Regions from separate parts of the Homo sapiens genome. Here region 1 is linked to region 2. Evidence: chromatin loops called from intact Hi-C (ENCODE). Cell type or tissue: ascending aorta. All regions are shown on one strand. Links, peaks and the distances in the headings refer to the core of each region. The heading gives the core; the rest is flanking DNA. Region 1 overlaps DNAJC13 (DnaJ heat shock protein family (Hsp40) member C13). Region 2 overlaps ACP3 (acid phosphatase 3).

Region 1 (9,394 bases), core at 899-8,898, 97 kb after region 2:
AGAATAAAATAAACAAATTCTGTAGTTTTATTTCAGGATTGTAAGGAGTTTCATGTTTGACTTTCAGGGTGATTTTGAAAAATAGTTTGTGAATTCACATCTCTTATCACACATTTGATTTCACTGTGCAGCTTTTAAGTCAAAGACTGAGCAAAATCTTATTTCTTTGTTTTAGTTCCTATTAATTGATTAAGCCTTTGAAGTTTTGAAACTTTTAAGCTCTTTAGATAGCTTGTTTACTTCACCAGTCCCCTAACCCTCACTCCACTTTAAAAAGAAGCAAATGACTGCTTTTTTGTTAGAGGGAAGTGCTATAATTCTTTAGTTTCTCACTCCACTTTAGACATGTAGAGTTAGGAAAAAAAACACAATGTAGCAATACTTTTGTATATGGATATGTGGTAAAGATTAATAAAATCTTATCATTTCCTTTTTACCTAAATGGAAATACTTTCTCATTTTTATAATATACTGATTTTAAAAAATAGACAAGAGAAAAATGAAAATGTGAAAGATCTCTCTTGATCTTAATGGGAATACTTTTATTGTATTACCTTTGAGTCTGATCATGGCTGTTTGTTTAAGTTATTAATGCCTTTTTAGCATACTAATAGTTCAAAGGAAGAAAACATGATTCTCTCCGTAGATGTCAAAAAGACATTTGATTTAACTTAAGCATTTTTGATAATTAAAAAAATCTCGTATTAAAATACAACTAGATATTTCAATAAATATAACAAATTATGTTAATAGATTTTTCTAATATTGAAGTGTTTACCTAATTGGTCACGGTGTATTACTATTTTAAAATGCGACTTGATTGTTACTGCTAATATTAGCTTTGAAAATAGATTGGTGGGTTTTTTTCTTATTGTATTGTCTTTTCAGATTTTAGTAGTATTAAAAAAATTGAGAAGCTGTTTTTACTCAGTTTTCGGCAACAATTTAAGGAGCATGGGAGTTACTTGGTCCTCAGGTTTCTTCTGTCTTGAAATCATTTGAGCCTGGTGCTTTTGGAGGATGTAATTCTTTGCAGCTTTCTTAAATTCTTCAATATAAGGGTTGATTTATTCTTATATTGAAGGGTTGATTTTCAAATTTGTCAGCATAGAGTTATATGCAGCATTTTAAAAAACTTTTGGTTGTGTGAAGTCTTTGTTTTCCTTAATTTTGTTTTATATATACTAATGTTTTATCCATTTTAATATTTTATTTCCAAAGAACTAATTATTTTGCTTTAAATAAGTTTTTCTAATTCAATTTCCTTTTATGATTATGAATTCCTTTCTCTTTTGAAGGATTACTGATACCCAAATGTTTTTTCTCCTTCAAATATGTTACTTGAAAGGAAATGAAGTGAGAAGTGAAAACTGCTTGTTTGTGGTGTAGGCTTCCTACTTCTATAAAATTGCAACACTGAGATGTAATAGGTAGTTGCTTAAGTAGAAACTATTAAGATTCCAGGATATGGCTGTGACTGACCAGTTGCCCCAGGCCATAGCTTTTCCTTCCTTTCCATATGGCTTTGTTGTAAGGGTATTTTGAAAGCATTGGTATGCAGTGTTTTTTTTTTTTAATAAAACTTTCCCATTTAGGATCTTTCAGCATCCTCAGCTGATGCTTTGCCAACTTAATTTATACTAACATCACACAAGATTGCTTGCATATAAATCATACTTTTCTACTTAGATATCTTAATAGTTCACAGTAAAATGAGTGGGTGGGTTTTAATAAAAATAACATTTTAGAATGTTTAAAAAGGTGAGAATATATAACTAAGCTATATTTAGTCACCATTAATCAACTAACACATTTCTATGTATTGAACTGTTTGTTTTGTGTTATATATATTTTCTTATAAAATATCTTTTTGTTTAAAACTAAATTTAAGCACTTGTTTTCCTTTGTAGGTATAAGCGTGTCTTTTCAGTTGGAACTCATGCGATTACTACATATAATCCCAATACCTTAGAAGTAACAAATCAGGTAATCCTGTTAGAAGCTGTTAGGTGTTTGTATGAACTCCCTTTGAATTTTAAAAGCCAGGCTGTGACCATTACCCTCCCTTAAATCAGTACTTGAAGATAGAAATGTCAAATCAGAAAGAGATTGATGTGCTTACATAATACTCTGATTTGGGGACCAAAAATAAATAATAAATAAACAGGAGGGGGAGAATATGCTTATTTCTAGGGCTCTCAAGGGTATAACTTGATGTTACTATTAGTTGTGGCCACCTCCTTTATGTAAAATTAGTAATTTAGTTCTCTATAATTTATAAAGGCTTATACTTTTTACTGTAACAAAAGCATATATAAGTCATGAGTCCAGTTAGTGTAAAATACTCGTCATGGGAGTAGGATTATGGGTTTATAAAGGCAAGAGTAACCTGAACATTTATAAGTAAACATATTCAAAGATATTCTGGCCTATTTTAATTCCAAATTAGGCATGTTTCACAAACTTTTTAACAAATTTTTAAGTAGTCATAAAATTTCACTTCCCAGTTCTTATCACTTTTTAATTTTAATTTCTTTGGATTAATGTCATCATTAAAATAGGAATACATATTGGATTTTTCTGACTAAAAACCTTTAAAAGAATTTTTTACAGAATTACTGTAAGACACAATTTCTAGACTCTATTTTATAAAATTTTGCTGATTTAATCAGTGATTATGAAATTAAAGTGACAAAAATAAGCATTACATTTTACTGTATTATAGTAGCACCAGTCAAAATTTTTTTTTTTTTAAGTGGCCTTATGGAGACATTTGCAGCATCAGCCCTGTTGGAAAAGGACAAGGAACGGAGTTCAACCTCACATTTCGTAAAGGCAGTGGAAAAAAGTCAGAAACTTTAAAATTTTCTACAGAGCACAGAACAGAACTTCTTACAGAAGCATTGGTAAGAAGATTCCATGTTCATAAATAAAATTTCTTTCTTCTCTTTTTAAAATGAAGTAGTTACATAGAAGTAGAGAAATTAATGTTCTCTGCCCCTGTACCCACTATGATTATTTTTTTCTTACTGACCTTTAACTTGACCCTGTGAAACGTTCACTTTTCTCTAACAGGCTGGAAAATCTTTTATATTTGCAAGTTTATTAGTTTTTTTTAATTGCATATGCAGGAGAAAGCATTGTATGTTTATCTTGTTCTTCAATAAGGTTTCATACTCTTTTTATTGAATATTCTTAAACTATAACTTGAATAACAGTTTTTAGTGTCCAGGTTACCAAGTCAGGATTTTACTTGCTTTGAGTAGAAGGGAGTGAGCCAAGTTTTCCTTACCAGTCTGTTGTCATAAACTGTGGTTATGTTTTCTCTTTCAGAGATTTAGAACTGATTTTTCAGAGGGAAAAATCACAGGAAGGGTAAATATTTAACATTTATTATGTATTTTTATTTGTTCAAATGTTGCCCTTTATTGTAGAAATCATTTCATAATCTGTGTGTTCCATTTGTAGCAAAGCTAAAGGGAAAAGAAACAAAATTGTAATGTCTCCTGATATCATGTTATGTAGTTTAACAGGAAACTCAAATATGAACAGTTAGATTTAAGAATGTTGATACTGGTAGATGGGGGGAAAAAAAGGCAAAAAAACCTTTGGAGCATTAAAAGCAACACTATAAGCATTCAGGTAGTCCTTATGCAGTATCCCAAACAGTAATACCAGAGAACGTCATACTGCTGATAGTGCATGTTGGAACATTCATTCATTGTTTGGTGTAGGAGTTTCTTATTTCAGAAATATTCAAGTTTTAAGATTTGAGCATACTGAAACTGTCTTCTTACATGTTCTTGGACTGGATCTGGCCTGTACTGAAGCTTGGCATGGTGCACTGACAGCTTTGGAGGAAGCTGTGGTGGCATATCAGAGTCGTCTTAACTTTCCCAGGCCTTTTCCAGTAATGTAACAGCAGCATTTAAACTAAATCAGAGACTTCTGGGAAAGAGGAACAGGAGTGTAACCTTTTTTCACTCTCTTGAGATATTAAATTTCTTCCCATTAGCAAGTATTACTTTTATAATGGAGAAAAATAATGCTTAAATTTATAGCACTGTTCAGAACCCTAGCTTCTGGCAAAAGGCAGGAACTGAATTCTGATATGCGGGCAGCACCATTCTCCTGTCTGTCTTAAGCCCTCATTCATAGAATATTTCTATGAATATTCTGCTACTTTTTTTAGCATCCCAGAAACCTCACTAATTTCAACTCTAGCAATTGGCTGGTTGCCCAGCAGCGTTTAAAAATAGTTTAATGGCAACTGGCGAGCTGCTTATTTCTTGTTCCTGATGAGCCATGGTCAAATTTTTATAAATCATAACTTGGTGTGCTTATTTTAATTATTCTATATTGTCAGGTGACGTACCTCATCTGTTTGGGAAACAACTGCTTTCAAAAGCATACTTAGAATTTTTATATAAGCTGTCTTTTGTACCAGTTAACTTCAGCCATTTAATACTTTTCAAAATCTTGTGGTAGAAACAGTACCTCTAGAAGATTGCCCAAAGGATAGTTTACCTGATTTTACATCAGGAGTAAGGGGCTCAAAGTGACACCTGTATTGTCCTAATAACAAGTTTAGATTCCACCCCAAATACTGTGCTGGCTAAACGGCACTCTTCTTGCCTAAGTTGAATTTGGCTCTAAGACCTCCATTTGCCCTAGATATACTTCTAAATCAGGGTTTCTCAAAAGTCCTTCTTGGTTGGCCCCTGCAATCCTGAGGGATAATGATGCTTCCATCAGCACATCTCATTAATGGCAGTTGTTTATGAGCTGGGAGGAATGGAGAATATCCTATATAGTGGTCTTGAGGCATGTAAACAAGTATAGTTTGGAAAGCTCCACAATTTTTGTGCCCTGCCTTCTCCCATTCCTGCAGCAGAGGTGTGGCATTGACTGATCTTTTGGTTCAGAATCAAGGTTCTGTATTCTTGGATTAGTGCAGGCCCCTTTGTCTGTCTGCATAATTACTTTTATGGAACTATGTGTGTGTTCGATGCATAGATCAGTAATGTTGAGGAGACTTGATGTCCTGTGAAAGTCATTGCTGACTTCAGTGTTGGGATATTAGTGGAGGTGTTCATTACTTAGTGCTTCACTCTCTTTTCTGAAAACCTAGAAGATAATTTCTTATTTCAGTATCAGAAATAGTTGTACTCCAGAGCAACCAATTGATTTTTACATTAAAAATTGTAATTGACCATGTATCCCACTTTATATTGATGGGTAGAAAACTGCGGTGTTTGGGTGGGGGAGAGGATACTCATTTCACATCTGAAACTTTGTTATCCTTATTTTCTCTTTGCTTCAGTTTTCTATTATTTTAAATTTATTTTCTTCTTCCGTATCGCATCATTTTGCTTAGCAGCCTTGATTAAACCTTTTTTCTTTTTAAAGACTGAAACTGGATAGTAAATGGATATTGACTATTCTAATAATTTCTGACACTCAGCTACTTTAATTTGTGAAGGAATATTATCTAAATGGAATTTTACTTGCTAATATGATCAAACATCTTGAAGATAACTTTCCAGTTGTGTGATTAGAAAAGCCTAAGGTCAAATACAGGCCTCAGCTTTTTTTTTTTGTATGTGGAAATAAAATATACATTAATATACTGAGGCGGTTCAGGTTGTTTAAATTGAATATTACAACTTCCCTGAAATGTGACTTAGCTCTTTTCATTATTGAACTTGGATTAAAAGAATCCATCAAAGAAAGTAGATCTTTTTTCCAGTAAAACTCTTTCAGAATACATTTCTATGTAGGATTTCCTCTTTTTTCTTTTTATAAATTTACATAGAGTGGCTTAAAATAGCTTCATAAAATATTGTAACCCAAACCCTTTGCTAATTAAAAAAGAATGTACTGTCTTCAGTTAGTGTGAACATTCTTAAACACCTCCAAATAGTTAAAATTAATCATAGTTTTAACAATTTGGATAGTAGCTCTAAATATTTACGATGACAGTTAGATTTTTGGTCGTTTCAATAGTGACTGTGATACATTAAATTTTATTTTATATGATTTTATTTTATGAACCTAAAAGTAATACTGATTCTGTCTTTAGAGATACAACTGCTATAAGCATCACTGGAGTGACTCAAGAAAACCTGTAATTTTGGAAGTAACTCCAGGAGGCTTTGACCAAATTAATCCTGCAACCAACAGAGTACTCTGTTCCTATGACTATAGAAATATTGAAGGATTTGTAGATCTCTCAGATTATCAAGGAGGATTTTGTATACTTTATGGAGGATTTAGTAGATTGGTAAGTACTATTTTAAAAAAAAAAAACACTTTAAAAGGGTCATGACCATTTGAAGGAAAGCAAAGCTTTTTATACTTCATTTTGAAATTTCACGTGAGTCCTCTGGAAGGAAGTATAATAGTCCAGGTTTTGGTATCAAAGATACCTGAGCTTGAATCCCAGTTTGCTGCTTTCCAAAATGAGGAGAGTGAGGATCTGGTGAGATAATTTATGTAAAATGCTTTACACACAATGGATGGCTTAGTACGGTAAACAGTGACTACAGTTGTTATTTTCATTGGTATTACTGTCTTACCAAAAAGTTTCTAAGCTTTCTTTGAAAAAGTAATTTAAGCCTGGCATGGCAGCTCACACCTATAATCCCAGCACTTAGGGAGGCAGAGTTAGGAGGATAGCTTGAGCCCAGGAGTTTGAGACCTGCCTGGCAACATAGTGAGACCTTGTTCTGCACAAAAAGGAAAAAAAAATGAAAAAAGTAATTTAAAATCACTTACTTTTTGAGAATCTTTCATCCTTTGCCTGGCTGTTTATAATCTGAAATCTGAGTATGCATTGAAACTTCAATCTGGAATTCATTGCGTGTTTTTGTTCTGAAATTCAGAATTATATATAAGTAAATTATGGGGTATAACAGAAGCTACTTAAGGTGCTGAGAACCCTGTTAATCAGTAATAGAAGCTGAAGTATATATAACTATTTTTTTTTAAGATACATCCTGCCTTTCTGTCTCAAAGATGTGCGGTAGAGAAAGTCTCCAAATGGAGAGACTCATTTGAACTTAATTGCAAAATTCCTTTCTCTTGAAAATTTTAATTCTTGTAGCTACCTTAGTGTTCCGGGAATGCTCCTTCAATTTTTAGTGTTTTGTAGATAAAATATCGTTCTGTTGGTAGCAGAGCCAAAGCAAGCGTTGAACTTTTACATATATAAGATAGTAGATGTTAGCAAAAGGGAAATAAACAATGATGGGGGCTAGATAATCTGATGTAGAAATATAGTTGGTTCTTCAGAGTTACAGGCCTTTTTCCATCTTAGATTTTACTCTTTCCCCACTTGATGGGTACCATCCTAGTTTCCCTCATCTAGGAACATACAGGTAAACCTCTGTGTGTTACCTCTGAGGCTTGACCCAAAAGATGAAGGCCCTTCTCCCAGCCCAAAGCCTGCTGTCTTAGTGCTATCCATAGACTGTCTCTTCCCTGGTCAGTGGTAATTTGGAATGTTTAACATCTTGTTGGTAAAGATACCTGATTACAAGAATATGGCCTGTCAGGCCTTAATAGGATAACTGTATCACAGTAATTCAACCAAGCCATAAAATGGAATAATAAGGTAAACGTTAAGGATGAAAATTGTTTCATACTCTTCTTATTGCCAACATTTTGTATTACTTGGGGGCAGCAAGAAGTTTTCATTTGAATTAATCCACTTTCTCACTGTAAGACACTAGCTAAAATGAATCAATTCACTATAAATATGGTACTATACCAGATTTATTCAACAAACCTTTATCTAATACCTTTTGCATCTATGGTGACTATAAAAAGCTGCTAGGAATAAAACCAGGTTCTTAAACACGATGTGATCCAGTGTTTCTCAGCAGGGGAGCTGTTGACATTCTGAGGAGGACAATTCTTTCTTGTGTGGGACACTCCTACTCTGCCCTTTACAGGACATTGAGCATTTCTGGCCTCTAGACACCAAATGCAAGTTCAGGTTGAGCATACCAAATCTGGAAGTTCAAAATGTTCCAAAATCGGAAACTTTTTGAGTGCCAACATGATGCTTAAAGGAAATGCTTGTTGGGGCATTTCAGATTTGGGATTTTCAGATTTGGGATGCTCAACTGGTAAGTGTAATGAAAATATTCCAAATGCTGAAAAACTCTGAAGTCTGAAATAGTTCTGATCCCAAGCATTTCAAATAACAGATACTCATCCTGTAGCCTGTTCCCTTACCTTTGTAAATAGAGCCCAGAAAGTTGGTTTGTAACATCGGTAGGCCAATGACTTGTAAACATTTAAACATTCTTCAGCATCATCTTGCAAAGAAGCCTACTGTGTAAAACAGATTAAATCAGAGCTGCGTTGTTTGAAACTGGGAATCCTGCCCACACAGTACCCATCACCCCCAGTGGCTTGGCTGGGGTTCCTTGGAGGCCCTTCTTGGAAGACCCAGCATGCTGTTTTGCACAAGGTGATGAGAACCAGAACCTGAGAAATTTTGAGATAATTGCCGTTCAGTGAGTTAGTTGCAAAGCTCTGTATCCCAGACTTTATTATTTTAATTTAGTAATAGTCTTTTCATTGAAACAACTGCTTATTTGCCTCTAATACCTACCTCTTTTTTCTCTAGAATTGCTACTTTAATACCTTTCCTATGAGTTGATTAGCTACAGACACATTTCAGTTGTTTCAACTCTGACTTTTTAAATTTCTAAATTTGTGCAGCATTTATTTGCGTCAGAGCAAAGAGAAGAGATTATTAAAAGTGCAATAGACCATGCTGGTAACTACATAGGTATTTCATTGCGGATCAGGAAAGAGCCTTTAGAATTCGAGCAATATTTGAATCTTCGCTTTGGAAAATACAGCACTGATGAATCCATCACATCTTTAGCAGAGTTTGTAGTCCAAAAAATATCACCTAGACATTCGGTAAGACCCATATGTTAAAAATGAAAATTTGTTCACCTGATTTTGACGTTTTAAAAAATAACTTCTTAATATGTCTCAATTTTATTTTTTGAAGGAGCCTGTTAAAAGAGTTCTAGCACTTACAGAAACATGTTTAGTAGAACGTGATCCGGCAACCTATAATATTGCAACATTGAAGCCTTTAGGAGAAGTAAGTTTCAGCATTGTTAGCTTAAATGAGATTTCTTTCTATTGATAAATTAGGATAATTTTCTTTCTATTTTAATGTTTACTCATGGCTAAAGAATATGGAATGGACAGAATCTGTATTTAACTCTTAACATATTTATATTAATTGATCATAGAACAATGATTATTACAAAAGTTATTTTCCAAGTATATAAAGAATGGAACTTATTACTCAACTGAAAATTTGAGATTTTAAAGTTTTAAACTCTTATATTGTAAACAAGTC
Region 2 (9,394 bases), core at 665-8,664:
CAAACTACTGCCTGTATGCCTAATCCAGCCCACTACCTGGTTTTGTAAATAAAGTTTTATTGAAATACAGCCACACTCATTCATTTATGCATTGTCTATTGCTGCTTTCATGCTACCACCGCAGAGCTGAGTAGTTGCAACAGATTTTTTAACCCACAAAGCCTAAGACATTTACTCTCTGGACTTTTACAGAAAAGTTTGCCAACCTCTGCTGTAGACTAGAAATGAAGGAAGCAAAGTTTATGTCTTCAGGTCAATGATATTTTTGTCTAGTTTACGAAGATTTAATAAAGGATACAACAGATAACTTTGAAGCTAGCTTTCCACGATAGCATGTTCTAATGATTACAAATAAAGGTTTTGACACAGGACATGCTAGATTTAAAGCCCTCCTTCTCTGCTTGCAAGTTGTATAATCTAATCAAGTTTCTGAGCCTCTCCAAGCCTCAGTTTCCCCTATAAAACAGAATATTGATATGCCAGAGCCTGAGGATAATCATGATAGTCACCCCTAATCACTCCTGGGATAAGGGTGTAATCATACCAGAACCAAGAACTGATATATTCATGACCAAAACTGCAGCCTGACTAAAAGGCACTTGTTGACAAAGGGCAACTTGCTGATTTCAGGTGGCTGTCATGGCTCCCAAAAGCTTGGCCACAGAGTTTAGCACCAACATGGCATGTGAATCAAGCTAAAGTCCCTAATGCATTCCACAGGGCAACCCTCTCTGAGATGGAGGGATTTAGACCTGTTAGACATGTACATTCAGATTATCCTATTCATCCTCAAGGAATTTCCAGTATCTTATAGAAAGAGCAGATACCTACCTCCTTAATTAACCCTTTTTTATACTTACTGGTGTACAGACCTGTCTCTTCTTACTATTTTATGAGTTTTTGGAGGGCAGGGACCAGGTCTGATTCTCCTAGCACAGTATCTGGCGCATCATAGCTGCTCAGTGTGTGTTTGTTGAGTGGACTACAGAACCTGAGATTATAGTCAATCTGTTAATATCAATGCCCTGCTCATTACAACTCACACACACACACACCCTAACACACCCTACTGGTCATTCTCAGCCAAGAGAGCACATGATGCAGGGTAAAGAGACCAACAGAGACACCAGATAGTTACAGACATCTCTGAAGCAACATGTCCTTAAAACAGGATCTGTTTTGGCACCACAAGGTACCCCACAGCCCTCAGTGCCTAGAAATAGGATAAATACTGTAAGCTCTATATCTGTCTTTCACCACCTCAGGAGCAACAGCAGTTAGGTGTTCAGATGTGAAGTGTGAAGAGCAAAAGTTTCCTCTACTGAAGACAGACAGAAACTCAAATGAAAGCTAAAGATGCTGGCTGTCCCCCCAATAGTGACACCTAGGGTAACCTGGAGAAATGGTCCACAGAGAATAGTCCATGATCTGTACAAACATCCAGAGAGCTGCTTTCTCCCATGGCCTCCCACAGGTCTGACTGCCAGAGAGTAGAAGCAAGAGGGGTGAAAATAGAGGAGTACCTGCTGTGCTGTCATTTCAGGTCTGCTCTGGAGAAGAACATGGGCTAAGAATTATCTTTTATGATCTGAAAAAGCTGTCTGAAGTTCCTTCCAAGCTTATCAGCCTCCTAACCTGAGCTTTAACAAAACCCGGTATGGTAGAGTCCTAGTGTGCCAATCCAGCTTTCCTTACCTGGCTGTGTGAGTCACTTAATATCTTTGGACTTAAGATTCCTTACCTAAAAATGAGGGTTGAGACGTAGGATTCAGTTTAAAAAAAAAAAAGTATGTAAATCACATTACCTAGCACAGAGCAGATGCTCAATAAAATTAGATCTTTGCCCCTCTTCTTAAGTCATGGCAGGGAGAGTCCGCAACTATGAAGTGACAAAAAGCTAATGAACTAAAATAGAAGCTTATGTTTGGTTCAGTTTGGTTATTGATTCATCTTCTTTAAGGTGTCCTGGTCAATGAAATCCTCAATCACATGAAGAGAGCAACTCAGATACCAAGCTACAAAAAACTCATCATGTATTCTGCGGTAAGTATTTTCATCTTCATTTAACATATGTTTGTTCAAGTGTGTGATCTCTTGAAGCACAGGACCTCATCTTTTTTTAATCTTCATTTCCCCATCTCCTTGTACGTGGTAGGCACTTGCACAAAGCTTTTAGAATTAAATGCATCATTCTGTCCTTTAAGGGATTTATAATCTAAACTAACAAGAAGACAAACATAAACACTATACAAAATGGGATGGAAATACCATGCAGGCAAGTGCTATGGCACCTCAGAAAATCTAGCCATCCCTTCTGTTCCAAGAGGGTGGAGAAGAGAAGCAGAAAGGCTTCCTAGACAAGGCAGCACATCCAACACATCAAAATGAAAGGGGTTAGTAAGTGCTCCTCACTAGTGTGTAGGACAAATAAAGTAAATTATTAGGACAGAAGTGGAAGGCCAGGAATGTTGTGTCCAAAAAGTGGTACCAAATTAGTGGATGTTAACTGTGCTGCTCAATATGGAACCTAGTAGCCAGAAGTAGCTACTTACATTTAAATTAATTATGATTAAGTAGAATGAAAAATTAAGTCCCTCGGTTGTATTAGCCACATTTCAGGTGTTCAATAGCCATATATAGCCAGTGGCTACTGAATTGGAGAGCACAGATATACAACATCTCCATCATCATGGAAGGTTTTTTAGATAGCCCTGATATGGAGTGTCAGAAGTTTATGCTGGATGGCAGCTGAAGGGCCATGTTGTCCTGCTGCTTCTTTGTTTAATTGTAGAAAGAAGCAAGGAAGCAAGGGAGAACCCCCCTGTCAGTGTTTGCTCAGGGAAGGCAGGGCAGGAGTGACAGGATAGGAGCAGCATTTTGGAAATTAATTATTTTATAGAATAACTGGATGTTGGGAACAGGATATGGTGTAGAAAGCTTTTGTGATAGTCTAGAAAAATGGGGATATGGCCTAAAATTAGGGCAGCGGCAGGAGAGGAAAAGAAGTGAGCCAGGTTACAAGAAAAGCTGAGTGTGCATTCTCAGTGATGAATTGGAAGTGGGTGGAAGACAATGATGTGGAAGGTGAAGCCCCAGATGAAGTCAAGATTTCAGTTTTCAGTGGCAGGAAGGAGGTGGTCTTGGGCCAGGCAAATGTACTGATTAGGCAATGGGTTTGAAATGCCACAGGGGCATCCCAGCAGAAAACTTCAGATGGCAAAGAGAATAGAAGGAGGAAAGGGAAGAAGGACTGCAACTCAAAGTTGGAGCTACATTTGGGAGTAGAAAGAAAAGAGAGCAAGAGATCTTAGAAAAGGCTTTCATCTTGGAGAAGCCAGGGAGAGAAGAGTCTGAGACGCCAAGGAGAGACACAGTGTTTGGGGAAAATTCTGCAATTGTATTATACATTCAAATAGCTGCCCATGGAGTCTGGGATGAGCAGGGAAACAGGACATAGCATGCTGACTCCTTTCACTCACATCTCCATGACAAAAGGTTTCTCAGCTGTGGCTGGAGAAAGAAAGTCATGTTTTCATTCATGCAAGAAGGTGAAAGAGGTGACTGAAGATGCCAGGAAGTTTGTTTATTATCAGGAGCCCTAAATGGTATAGACTAGGGAAATAGGCCTGGGCAGGAGCAGAGTGCTTCCTGGAGAGAGATAGGCCTGAAATTAGTCATTTCTGCCAATTTTCGTAGTGTCTAATCTGATTTCTAGTTTTAACTTGTGGTGTGACTTCCAGCATGTCATATCCGTAGCTCCTTTTTTTTTTTCTCTATTAGATTACTTCTAACGCCTTTTGAATATGTGCACGCTGCCATACAGTTTAGGCAGCCAAATGTTATCCCAATTTTGCAGATATGGAAGTTGAGGACTGCCTAAGATTAGATAGCTAATCAGTGGCAGAAAGGGGGTTGAAAACCACTCCCCTATACCTTCCAGCCACTCTGGGGTAAACATTTAGCTTTACAATTATTTTAAATTGCATCCTATACTTCCTTGTATTTTATCTTCCCTAAACATTTAAACCTCATATATTCTTCCACAACTTTAAATCACAGATGATGCTAATCTATAGAAAAATATAATCTAGCATTAATGTGTTTCAAAATATTTCAAAAAGGCACAGCACTTAAGGAGGCTTGATTCAAATTTACTTTCTTCCATTTGGGGTTATATGACATTAAGCAAGTTGCTTAATTTCCCTGGGTCTCAATTTCTTCATCTTTTATTATTATTTTTAAAATTATTTTATTTTATCGAGATGGAGTCCCGCTCTGTCACCTTCTGAGTGCAGTGGCACGATCTTGGCTCACTGCAACCTCTGCCTCCCGGGTTCAAGCGATTCTCCTGCCTCAGCCTCCCAAGTAGCTGGATTTACAGGCCCATGCCACCACACCCAGCTTTTTTTTTTTTTTTTAGTAGGGATGGGGTTTCACCATGTTGGTCATGCTGGTCTCGAACTCCTGACCTCAAGTGATCCACCTGCCTCGGGCTCCCAAAGTGCTGGGATTACAGGCATGAGCTACCACGCCCAGCCAATTTCTTCATCTTTTAAATGAAAATAATGATACATATCTAAATCATACTGCCTAGCACACCGCTAATGCTCAACCAAAATCTTTCCTTCTCTACTTATTAAGTCATTGTGGGCGTATGGGAAATTTAATTGAATCAGAAGCCATCATGGTGCTGTACAAGTGCTTCATACCTATTGAATGTGAATCTGAACAGGCGATAAAATTGATTTCAATCTCTGTAGCATGACACTACTGTGAGTGGCCTACAGATGGCGCTAGATGTTTACAACGGACTCCTTCCTCCCTATGCTTCTTGCCACTTGACGGAATTGTACTTTGAGAAGGGGTAAGTGACTAAGTGCTTTTCAAAATCAGTATCACTGGACCTTGGGTTTCATTATTATTATTTTGGGTTAAGGGTTGTGTGCCTGTTTGTCTTTGATTTGGTTTTATATTCAGAGGGAAGAATGGTGGTAACAAGATCTTTGCTAGTCATGTCTCTTTTTTCTTTTTCATGAAGACTTTTACTGGAAAATAATATACACAGTAGATGAAAAAATTGGGAAATAGCCTATGTAACAGAAATTACATTTTTAAAAAAATTAAGGTATTCTAAGAAGTAGGCATGTATTGTATATATACTTGGCAAGAGAAAAATTTCTTGATGGTTATATAATAATATTTTTTCAATTAAAGAATTCAAACATATTCATTCAGCTTCTGATGATTCATATCCACAAGTCAAGATTCTTAAAGTACAATTTCTAACTGGTGTCTACCTCTGTGTGACCTGGTGTGGCCCTCCCCAGATGACCACAGCTTAGCTTGAACCCATTAGAAGGGTCAAAGTTAGCGTAGCCAAATGTCCCAGTTCACCAGAATTGACCCATGAAATCTGGTGTTCTCAGAACATGTGAATTTCATTGTTAAAACCAGAAATGTCCTGGAAAAACTGGGGAAGAATTGATTATCACACCAAGGTCATACCAAAAATATTTATCTGCTGTGACAACGACATTCTCATTGGGAGGAGAAGAAGGAGGTATTTGGAACAAGTCACCAGACTTCATGGGATATTATTAGTGAAATAAGAGCAAGGAAAGGGCTGAGTTAAGGCAGTGACCCCAGAGTTTGTTTTGGGATTAGTCAGGGAGATCTATTTTGCCCTTCCCTCAAGGCATTCACAATAGCTGCACACCAACCTGACTGTGCAGTTACATGGGGACCTGGCTCAAAAGAGCCCATGCTTGTTTTAATGATCTGCTGTGGCCATCTTTAAATTGTAATAATGTTTAAACAATGGGCCCTGTATTTCATCTTGCAAATTTTGTAGTCTTGGATGTAGCTTTCTGGCCCCTGAATTTGTAGAGTAAGAAAGTAACAGCACAGAGACTTCATTCTCAACCAATATCTTCACTGCTTACAAAGAAGTGAGTTCTGCACAGTTAGGGACAGGTAGATACATTCTTTATTGAACCTCTAACTGAGTGTCAGGCACAATGAACTAGAACTAAAATGTGGTCTTAGTTAACCTTGCTCTCAAATATCTAGAGTCAGCATGGAGAGGTAAGACCCACAAAATGGAGACTGGCCAAATAGAACAGAAAATGGGAATGAAACGACTAGAGACATAAAACCCTCTCTTAATAACAAGCCCGGCACAAGTCTGCCCATCAGAAGGCCAGCTCTGGGCACAGAGTTAATAAATCCAACCAAATTCCAGGATCAGCTTCAGGAGCAGGCACCATCTCCTTTGGGATAAGACAAGAGAAGCTACTGACTCTACTCGTACCTCCCTGTTCTCTGGTTTCTGGACCCCAGTGGTCCAGAGCTTGCTTTCTCAGTGCACAGAAGCATTTTCTCCCACTGAATTGCCTTGTTTTACGACCCTGAGTTAAATCTATATTACAAATCAAGTGTGGAGTATTTTTTCAACTGAAAGGCAGTGACATACAGAAAAAATTAACCAAGGGCCACGTAAAGGTCAAGTCCAATTTGTTGTTGTATTAGGATTTTTTTTATTGGCACTCCAGGGAAATATCAAAGGTGAAACGTGATTGCTTTTAAATTAGGATCAAGGAGGCTTCGAGTTAACGAATTCTGTCTAAGCCTGCTTATTAGGTGATCCTGACTGTGAAGTGATCTCACATTTTCTTATGAGAAGATACGGAGAGAGACAGAAAGAGAGAGTATTTTAGATTTTCAACCATCTTAAATACGTAAACTTTTCAGGTTGTAGAAAAGGTAGCTAAAAATATTCTTAAAAGATTTAATTTTGGGTTAGATACAGAGATTTAAAATCATAGACTATATAAAATAATTCATTAAGTTAATATTGCTTTGTTTCACTTTTACATTTTATAAAATGATTTTATCTAAACTCTTTGTACTCATCTTTGGCTTGTGTCTTCACCACTAAAGCCAATTTTGAGTCTTTTAAAATTGTTTCCCAGATATATTCACTAATAAAAGATAATTTTGTCTTCTATATAGATGAACCTCAGATTTTTGAAGTCTTAACCCAATGAAAATTAATTTCACACTTATCTAACAGTACAATGCAGGTGTACATTAATAGATGTGATTCACACGTGGTGATTCAGGCACCCAGGGTTCCCTCTTTGGACCTACGGTTTCAAGAGTGCTGTGCTCACTTGCAGGCAGCTTGTAGAAAGGAATGAAAGGGTGGAGGCAGCAACCCGCTTATCAACCACGTCAGCCTTTTAAAGGGGACACATATCATTTCTGCTCACTTTCTACTGGCTAAATTAGTGACTTGGTCCTACCTAGGTACAACGTAGTCTTGGCAATGTGGTCACTTCTGAGCCATAATTCAATTCTATGGAAAGAGAATAACAGAGTTTGATGGAGTATTGGTCATCTAGGCCATATCATCTTAAGACAGAAGATGCTGTTACTGAAAAAGTTATTCCAAGATATAAGTACCCATTCATAATACATATTAGGGAGGTTTTTGTAAGTTTTATAGACATCTTATTTTATTTTATCTTATTTTATTTTATTTTATTTTATTTTTATTTTATTTTATTTTATTTTTGAGATGGAGTCTCGCTCTGTTGCCCAGGCTAGAGTGTAGTGGCGTGATCTCGGCTAACTGCAACCTCCACCTCCCAGGTTCAAGTGATTCTCCCGCCCCAGCCTCCCAAATAGCTGGGACTATAGGCATGTGCCACCACACCCAGCTAATTTTTGTATTTTTAGTAGAGACGGGGTTTCACCGTGTTAGCCAGGATGGTCTCGATCTCCTGACCTCGTGATCCACCCGCCTCGACCTCCCAAAGTGCTGGGATTACAGGCGTGAGCCACTGCGCCCAGCCTTATAGACATAAGTGAATATTTGCTGTTACTATGTTTATATGGCTTTTTAAAGTGATGTTTTAAAAGGCTTGTTTATAATGACAACCAAAAGTAGCCATTGTAAGGTTACACCAAAAGAAGGATCTCTAAATCCTTCTTGAGTTCCCCTCCTGACTCCTTGATTAGCAAATGGCTTCCATAAGCAACTCACGCTGGTTTAACTCAGGTTAGTTTACACCATTGGACCTTCCCAAATAGTACATTGTTTTTTTGAGATAAAGCATTGAGAGAGCTCTCCTTAACGTGACACAATGGAAGGACTGGAACACATACCCACATCTTTGTTCTGAGGGATAATTTTCTGATAAAGTCTTGCTGTATATTCAAGCACATATGTTATATATTATTCAGTTCCATGTTTATAGCCTAGTTAAGGAGAGGGGAGATACATTCAGAAAGAGGACTGAAAGAAATACTCAAGTAGGAAAACAGAAAAAGAAAAAAAGGAGCAAATGAGAAGCCTAAAAAGAAGGGAGGAGGAGAAGGAAAACCCAACACCCCCACCTGCCTCCCACTTCTTATCCAAAGGCTCAAAGTCCCACCCAGCTCCCTGCAACCATCACTTCTCACCACCTCCTCTGATTTAGCATCCTGGTGCCTACCTCCTATGTCCCTGTTCATCTAACAAACCAGCCCTCCCATTTCCACCCTGCAAATCTCTCCCGCCTGCCCCAGTCTCCCCATTTACACACCTAAATTGGCTAAAATCTCCCCATAAGTTTTTCCATTAGTCCCTCAACTGGCATGTAATAGTCCAAGTGGAAAGAAATTCAGTGGCAGTTCAACAACACAGAACTAACAGAGCTCTCTCCTCTGCCTTTGTCTGCCAGGGAGTACTTTGTGGAGATGTACTATCGGAATGAGACGCAGCACGAGCCGTATCCCCTCATGCTACCTGGCTGCAGCCCCAGCTGTCCTCTGGAGAGGTTTGCTGAGCTGGTTGGCCCTGTGATCCCTCAAGACTGGTCCACGGAGTGTATGACCACAAACAGCCATCAAGGTACTGAAGACAGTACAGATTAGTGTGCACAGAGATCTCTGTAGAAGGAGTAGCTGCCCTTTCTCAGGGCAGATGATGCTTTGAGAACATACTTTGGCCATTACCCCCAGCTTTGAGGAAAATGGGCTTTGGATGATTATTTTATGTTTTAGGGACCCCCAACCTCAGGCAATTCCTACCTCTTCACCTGACCCTGCCCCCACTTGCCATAAAACTTAGCTAAGTTTTGTTTTGTTTTTCAGCGTTAATGTAAAGGGGCAGCAGTGCCAAAATATAATCAGAGATAAAGCTTAGGTCAAAGTTCATAGAGTTCCCATGAACTATATGACTGGCCACACAGGATCTTTTGTATTTAAGGATTCTGAGATTTTGCTTGAGCAGGATTAGATAAGGCTGTTCTTTAAATGTCTGAAATGGAACAGATTTCAAAAAAAAACCCCACAATCTAGGATGGGAACAAGGAAGGAAAGATGTGAATAGGCTGATGGGCAAAAAACC

Evidence for each region. Hi-C counts contacts between places; a loop is a spot of excess contacts. Peaks named below come from ENCODE experiments on the same cell type or tissue, not always from the same donor. Only the 100,000 strongest peaks of a DNase experiment are listed, where the experiment ranks them.
Region 1: a loop joins it to region 2, with 5 times the contacts of the local background. A loop is called at or near these places in 10 of 110 quality-filtered maps.

Annotation. Positions count from the first base shown.
Region 1 is chr3:132,444,565-132,453,958 of GRCh38, forward strand. It overlaps DNAJC13 (DnaJ heat shock protein family (Hsp40) member C13), which reads left to right. Exons shown (of 56, transcript NM_015268.4): 3 at 1,911-1,986; 4 at 2,757-2,906; 5 at 3,334-3,375; 6 at 6,083-6,283; 7 at 8,734-8,940; 8 at 9,035-9,130. Among named protein-coding and RNA genes, the nearest start is that of DNAJC13, 32 kb to the left of the region's middle. In ascending aorta, for the core only: no CTCF peak of the experiment used is centred there; a DNase peak (open chromatin) is centred at 4,237; H3K4me3 peaks cover 757 bases; H3K27ac peaks cover 2,718 bases.
Region 2 is chr3:132,347,960-132,357,353 of GRCh38, forward strand. ACP3 (acid phosphatase 3) reads left to right here. Exons shown (of 10, transcript NM_001099.5): 8 at 1,961-2,043; 9 at 4,761-4,864; 10 at 8,727-9,394. The coding sequence ends at 8,919. Among named protein-coding and RNA genes, the nearest start is that of ACP3, 35 kb to the left of the region's middle. In ascending aorta, for the core only: a CTCF peak has its summit at 4,781 (motif pointing right); a DNase peak (open chromatin) is centred at 4,782.